2 separate regions of the Homo sapiens genome follow, and region 1 is linked to region 2. A link is a contact called in ENCODE Hi-C or POLR2A ChIA-PET data. All regions are on one chromosome and are shown on one strand. The core of a region is the stretch at or near the end of the contact, and the rest is flanking DNA. Distances in the headings are between cores, read along the strand shown.

The links. A loop is a pair of places that touch in the nucleus more often than their neighbours do. ChIA-PET counts read pairs that join two places held with the same protein, here RNA polymerase II (POLR2A). Pooled maps may share reads with other maps.
Region 1: a pooled map shows a loop between it and region 2 (2.0-fold over the local background). The contact joins two enhancer-like sites. A Hi-C loop is called at or near these places in 8 of 168 maps with a recorded cell type or tissue (A673, CD4-positive, alpha-beta T cell, CD4-positive, alpha-beta memory T cell and 5 more), 1 of 37 single-sample maps with no recorded cell type and 15 of 50 pooled maps. POLR2A ChIA-PET finds 5 or more read pairs at or near these places in 5 of 52 experiments (CD4-positive, alpha-beta T cell, activated T-cell, activated naive CD4-positive, alpha-beta T cell and 1 more).

Annotation. Positions count from the first base shown.
Region 1 is chr13:46,337,195-46,340,765 of GRCh38, reverse strand. RUBCNL (rubicon like autophagy enhancer) reads left to right here. Exons shown (of 15, transcript NM_025113.5): 15 at 1-3,571. Among named protein-coding and RNA genes, the nearest start is that of LINC00563, 41 kb to the right of the region's middle. RefSeq lists an enhancer at 1,575-1,654. Within about 2 kb of position 1,550, at least 2 of the 41 ENCODE cell types and tissues checked have a DNase peak (open chromatin) inside an H3K27ac peak, as active enhancers do.
Region 2 is chr13:46,125,200-46,128,975 of GRCh38, reverse strand. It overlaps LCP1 (lymphocyte cytosolic protein 1), which reads left to right. Exons shown (of 16, transcript NM_002298.5): 16 at 1,253-3,053. The coding sequence ends at 1,385. Among named protein-coding and RNA genes, the nearest start is that of CPB2, 22 kb to the right of the region's middle. RefSeq lists an enhancer at 3,416-3,525. Within about 2 kb of position 2,260, at least 7 of the 41 ENCODE cell types and tissues checked have a DNase peak (open chromatin) inside an H3K27ac peak, as active enhancers do.

The DNA.
Region 1 (3,571 bases), core at 301-2,800, 210 kb before region 2:
CTGCCCTCTCTTTGCCTCCTCTGTTTCCATACAAGGGGAGTCTGCACACGCAGGCTCCCCTTCCCCTCCACCATGAGTGGAAGCAGCCACAAGTCCTAACCAGAAGCAGATATTGGTGCGATGCTTGTACAGCCCGCAGAACCATAAGCCAAATTAACCTCTTTTCTTTATAAATCACCCAGCCTCAGGTATTCCTTTATAGCAACACAAATAGACTCAGACACTGGGGAAGCCATTTAAATTATCTAAGCCTCTGTTTGTAAAATGAGGGATATGACTCTCTGCAGTTGAGATAAGGATTAGAAATGAAAATGAAGCACCCACTAAAAGGCCTGGTACAAGCAAGGGCAAATGGTAATAATGAGGTCTAGACAGATTACAAACTGAGTCATACCCCTTATTTTCTGTATCTCTGGGTAAGTTACTCCCTGGGTCTCAGTTTATAATCTGTAATACAAGGATTAGAACAATAGCTACTGTTGTGGGTTGAATTGTGTCCCATGAAAGAATATGTTAAAGGTCTATGCTGGTGTCTGTGCTGTGGCCTTTTGGGAAGTAGGGTCTTTGCAGAGGTGGTTAAGTTAGGATGAGGACATAGTGCATTAGGATGAGTTTTGATCTAGTGACTGGTGTCCTTATAAGAAAAGGGAAATTGAGAGAAGAGAGAAGATGCAGGGAAGAAAAAAAGCAGAGGTTGGGGTGATGCATCTACAAGCCAAGGAGCACCAAGAATTGCTGGCAGCCCCCAGAAGCCGGAGAGAGGCAGGGGGCAGATTCTTCCTCAGAGCCTTAAAAAAAAAACCCAACATGGCTGACCCCTTGATTTCAAACTTCTGACATTGAGAATTATGAGAGAATAAATTCCTGGGGTTTTTTTGTTTTGTTTTGTTTTTGTTTTTGTTTTTTTGAAATGGAGTCTTGCTCTGTCACCCAGGCTATAGTGCAGTGGTGCGATCTCAGCTCACTTCAACCTCCGCCACCTGGGTTCAAGTGATTTTCCTGTCTCACCCTCCCGAGTAGCTGGGATTGCAGGCGCACGCCACCAGGCCTGGATAATTTTTGTATTTTTAGTAGAGACGGGTTTTCACCATGTTGGCAAGGCTGGTCTCTAACCCCTGACCTCAGGTGATCTGCCTGCTTCGGCTTCCAAAAGTGCTGGGATTACAGGCCTGAGCCACTGCGCCTGACCCTGTTGTTTTAAACCACCCAGAGTGTGGTCATTTGTCTGAGACTTCGGAATTCAAACCTGCTGGAAGGAACGTGGTAGACATGTCAGGAAGGGGTTTGACATTCAGTTTCTGCCCCCAGGTCTGAGCCTGCATGGCTGGCTTAGCCACCGTCAGATGCTACCTGCAGGAAGCCTTCCTGAACTCATCGCCAAAGGAGGGTGAAGTGTGTCATTTTTAGAAGCGTGCTTCCTTAAAACAAGCATTTAAGGATCTCTGTCTTTAAATAATTTCTCAACTGGTATGGGAAGGAAAACCGTAGTTCCCCTTTTTCACTTCACTAGAAACTAAAACAATACTTTTATGAGTAATGCTGAGGTAGCAGGCTGCAGACACAATTGGGAAGCTTCAGCACAAACATGAGAAATCGAGAACCTTTGCATCCTCGCATATCTGGGCAGCTCTCCAAGCCAAGGGGACTGAGGATTGAAGAGCTTAACCACATAGGTTAAGCAAATTGTGTATTTTTCCTTGCACTTTTTTTTTTTTTTTTGAGACAGGGTCTCGCTCTGTCGCCCAGGCTGGAGTGCAGTTGGCGTGATCTCAGTTCACTGCAGCCTCTGCTTCCCGGTTCAAGCGATTTTCCTGCCTCAGCTTCCCTAGTAGCTGGGACCACAGGCATGTGCCACCATGCCCAGCTAATTTTTTTCTGTTTTTGGTAGAGACGGGGTTTCGCCATGTTGGCCAGGCTGGTCTCAGAAGTGATCTACCCGCCTCGGCCTCCCAAAGTGCTTGGATTACAGGTGTGAGCCACCGCGCCCAGCCCTTCCTTGAACATTTTCTGGCCTCTGCTTGTGCTTCCAGGCTTCTTTCTCCCCAGGGCTGCCCCCTCTTTTCTAGTCCTGCCGTGTTCCTGCCTCCATGGTCTTGTTCTTCTTGCATCCCTTGCCTGGGATCAGGACTGCCCTTTCATCCTGGAAAGAGGCCCTGCTCTGGCCTTCCTCGGGCTACGTACATCCCCATTGGTGAGGAGACAAAGGGCAAGCGCACCCAAAGCCCCCACCCCTCCTGTTAGATCAAATGGAGCCCCAGACAGAATCCCCTGCCCTGTGGTCTCAACCCCACTTTTAGGGCTGCTCAGGTCTTTCCCCTGGTCCAGCCTCCTGAAAGTGAACTGCGCTGCTAAGACCAAGAGGCAGCCAAGGGGCAGCTGCTTGTAGGATGGAGCCAAAGTGGGAAGAGAGAGGGGCAGGGGTTGGCCCAATGCTAGCTATACCTGAGCCACCATGCTCCAGAGCAGAGCAGTGAGGAGTCAAAGATTTCAAAATTCAAACCTGCTTTCTCGGGTCCTGATGAAGGGATATTCACCATGGTAGGAAGATAAAACATATTTCAAATTTTAAATACTTGGATATATGGCATGTGGACCTGTATTTGTACTCTTGCATGGGCTCTGCAGATGGGAGTGGTGGGCGCTTCCCCTTTTCATCTCCCTCCCGATCTTGCCCATTCTTCAGCGTACTGCACGTGCACACACATGCTCCCTTCTCCTTACACTCTGATATCTGCATTTACCTCATTATTCTACTGGGGACAGCTCTCTGAACTTTTGGCAGCCTTTGATCCTTTCTATCTGCCCTTGAAAGTCTCTTGGAAGCTATGAGAGAGACTTTATTCTCCCTTTGCTCCTGCAGCCCCTGAAGGTCCACATTCCTGAGGGCCCTACCCAGCTCCCTGAGTGATTGTTTGAAATAGAACTACTCAGGAGTGCGGTGCCTGCATTGGACTTTTTACAAGCAAGAATAAACCTTTATTTTGTTCAGTTCCTGAGATTTTTGTGGGGCTGGTTCCTACAGTGTAACCCACCCTACTCTGACTAACATAAGATGTCCTGATACCTGTTGTCCAGGGGATGAGTACTGAGGGAACAGGTTTGTCACTGTCGTAGTCTGTTTAGGCTGCTATAATAAAATACCTTACGCTAGGTGGATAATAAACAACAGAAACTTACTGCTAACAGTTCTGGAGGCTAGGAAGTCCAAGATCAAGACAACAGCAGATTTGATGTCTATTGAGGGACCACTTCCTGGTTCATAGATGGCACTATCTCACTGTATCCTTACATGGTAGAAAGGAGAGAGAGCGGACCAGGCACGGTGGCTCACACTTGTAATCCCAGCACTCCCAAAGTTGAGATATATGCCTCAGGCTGAGACAGGCATATCACGAGGTCAGGAGATTGAGACCATCCTGGCCAACATGGTGAAACCCAGTCTTTACTAAAAATACAAAAATTAGGTGTGGTCGCAAGTGCCTGTAATCCCAGCTACTCGGGAGGCTGAGGCAGAAGAATCGCTTGAACCAGGGAGTTGAAGGTTGCGGTGAGCTGAGATCACGCCACTGTA
Region 2 (3,776 bases), core at 1,011-3,510:
TCAATAAAGTAAAAGTAAAGTAATTTTAGGAGAGCAGGAGGTAGTAAATGTGGGCTTGGGTAGAGTGAAGAGTGTCTGGTGTAACCATAGTAAGAGGTCACTAGATAATAAACGAGGTGAATAAAAGAACTGCCAGGTAGTAGTGTGGGCTCATTTGAAAATAAATTACAATTAATGAAATTTATCTTCATATATCTACAAATAGAGCAAAAATGTTCTGATGCAGCTATTATCATTCTATGTGAAAATATGGAATATAAATCTCTGGCTACTCTATATTATAGTACCATAAATAAGTACAAATATATGTGGGCAAGAATTGGAATGGAACAAAGAATAAAAAAATTGATGTGTAAGGCTAGGATTTTTTTTTTTTCTGAGACGGAGTCTCACTTTGTTGCCCAGGCTGGACTACAGTGGCACGATCTTGGCTCACTGCAGCCTCCGCCTCCCGGGTTCAAGCGATTCTCCTGCCTCAGCCTCCTGAGTAGCTGGGACTACAGGCGCACGCCACCACGCCTGGCTAATTTTTTGTATTTTTAGTAGAGATGGGGTTTCACCATGTTGGCCAGGATGGTCTCGATCTCCTGACCTTGTGATCCACCCGCCTCGGCCACCCGAAGTGTTGGGATTACAGGCGTGAGCCACCGCGCCTGGCCAAGGTCAGGATATTATACATTTTTCCTCTTTTGTTCCTTGTCAAAATGTTACTGTAGTTGAAATGTAGTCTGCAAACTTTTCCTAGCACACATGTTTATTCAGTTCTGTGACTCTTTCTGCTATGCTGCTATGTAGCCCAAGAGAATACTCCTGGTGTGAGTATCAAAAGTGGCAGCACGTGCTGTAGTGGCTCACACCTGTAATCCCAGTGCTTTGGGAGGCTGAGGCAAGAGCTTCTCTTGAGGCCAGGAGTTCAAGCCCAGCCTGGGCAACATAGTGAGACCCCTGTCTCTACAAAAAAAAAAAAAAAAACTTAACTTAAAAAAAAGGCAGGAGCTGAAGAGGTCTCCAAGGACAAATAATACACTTGATAATGATCACGAGACTAGCCAGCAAGTCTGATGCTTTGTCAGAATCTTTGGTTGAGCCAAAATTTGTCCACAAAAGTGTGAGGATGCTGGTGACTGACTCCAGCCACTGCAGGAGTGAGTTCTGTCCTGACTATGGAACGACTGTGACTGTGACCCTCCAGGGTCCCATTCGTGTTGTGTTTCTCAGGCTCTCCTTATTTTTCCTCTTTTCTCCCTTTTAGATATGCCATCTCTATGGCCCGAAAAATTGGAGCAAGAGTGTATGCCCTGCCAGAAGACCTGGTTGAAGTGAACCCCAAAATGGTCATGACCGTGTTTGCCTGCCTCATGGGGAAAGGAATGAAGAGGGTGTGAGGCCCAATGGGGCTGGGTGGGAGGCGGTGCACTCACTCCTGACTGCCCGGCACAGATGCTCCAGGGATGATTCAAGCCATTCCAAAGTTCAACTTGGTGACACTCTATAAGATTCCAAAAAGCACATATTAGTGCAGCCAAGTAGCCTCTCCTGTATTTAACAAAAAGTGCTTCATTCTTTGCAGGAGGCCCAACCTCCTATATATAGGTTTCTATTCTTGATTTATTTGCTTCTTCGAAAATCTAGAGGAAAAGAAAGAAGTTATTTTCCAGGTACCCTTCTCGCTTTTGCCATTAGCCAAGGATAGAAGCTGCAGTGGTATTAATTTTGATATAATCTTTCAAACCAGCTTCATGTGGCTTCCCTTTTCTTTGTTCAAGATGAGGGCCAGGAGGGGAAACATCACACCTGCCCTAAACCCTGTTCCTGGAGGTCAGCATTTGATCTGTTGCAAGCCCCTCTTTCTGTCCCCTCTTCCTACCCTGCCTCCCTTGACTTTGCTCCTCACACTTTTGGAACCATGCCTTCCGGGGGGGCCCATCTCTTCTGGCCGTCCTTGTCTCTGGGCCACTTGGAGTGTGTGATAAATCAGTCAAGCTGTTGAAGTCTCAGGAGTCTCTGGTAGCCTGCAGAAGTAAGCCTCATCATCAGAGCCTTTCCTCAAAACTGGAGTCCCAAATGTCATCAGGTTTTGTTTTTTTTCAGCCACTAAGAACCCCTCTGCTTTTAACTCTAGAATTTGGGCTTGGACCAGATCTAACATCTTGAATACTCTGCCCTCTAGAGCCTTCAGCCTTAATGGAAGGTTGGATCCAAGGAGGGTGTAATGGAGCATCAAGCCACTCGGCGGCAGCATGGAGCTATAACTAAGCATCCTTTAGGGTTCTGCCTCTCCAGGCATTTAGCCCTCACATTAGATCTAGTTACTGTGGTATGGCTAATACCTGTCAACATTTGGAGGCAATCCTACCTTGCTTTTGCTTCTAGAGCTTAGCATATCTGATTGTTGTCAGGCCATATTATCAATGTTTACTTTTTTGGTACTATAAAAGCTTTCTGCCACCCCTAAACTCCAGGGGGGACAATATGTGCCAATCAATAGCACCCCTACTCACATACACACACACCTAGCCAGCTGTCAAGGGCAGAATGAATCTATGCTGGATAAGAAATGGTGGAACTGCGTTATGAAGAGCTAATTTACTGGACAAAGAATTCCAAAGCAAAACCAGAACAGTATGAATTTGAGCAGGTCTCATAGGTTGAGCAATTTCCCCCTAAACCAACTGAAGGCTAAAAAGCAACAGGCCATTGTGAACCAATGCAAGACGCCCTCTATCATGGTGAAAAGCTCCATCAATGAGGTATCTTCTTTAGTGGTGGTATGTAATGGAACTTAGCCATTTTTCAAAGCAATTGAAATGCATTGCTCTGGATCTGTTCCTTGGCAGTGGACTCAGAAAGCCAACATGTGGCTCCTCCCAGCCCATAACCAGTATTTTTGCTGCTTCTGAATACAAATTGGTTGGTTTTGACTTCAGATTGAACTTACTGTAGCCTCAGATGATTTCCCCCCTCCGCCTCCAGGAAGAAAGAATGTTACTGCCTTAATAAAAAATGAAAAGAGAATGATGCTCAAAATCTTTCCAAATAAAATGTTCCCTATATTAGGTGTCTCTGGATGTTTCATTTTGAAAGTTTGCTGACAGTGTGCTATAAATCGTTCATTCATTCATTCCTCCAACACGTTCGAGTGCCTAGTATGTGCAAGGCACAGTGCAAGGTTTTAGGAATGTGCCTATGAACTAAACAGGCACTGTGCTCAGCTGATGCCTGTCTTAGGAAAGACGGAAGTTAAACAATTAAAATAACAGATGTGACGAGTGATAAAAAGAAGGGCAGGGTGAGACATGAGTTTATGACAGGAAACAGTCTGAGGAGAAATAGTTTAGCTAAAAACTGAAGAATAAATTTCCGTTAGGCAAAGCAGGGAATAAAATTAAAGCTGAGAGCCAAACTCAGAAATACACTGAACTTGTAGGAGTGAAGAGGTGTGATACCTTTCCTCACCTATCATAAGAGTCACGGCCAATACTATGACAAAAGATGGGTAACAAGAGAAAAGGGTAACATATTTCTTTCATCAAAGTTTTACATGACATGGGAGCTTTTAGAAATGAAAACCCAAAGATCCAAGGAAAACTGTTCATTTTTATGCTTAGATTTAATGCAGAATGAACGGCCAGGCAGAAATGTGATTGGGCAAAAGGCTGTGATCTAAGGCTAATAAATGGAAGGGGAAGCCCAGCAAGGCCTGTGTGTTCCGATTCTTCTTGGCTGCAGTCTGTAGCATTTTTTCCTCCAGGGATCAGGGCAGGACCCCCCTGGAA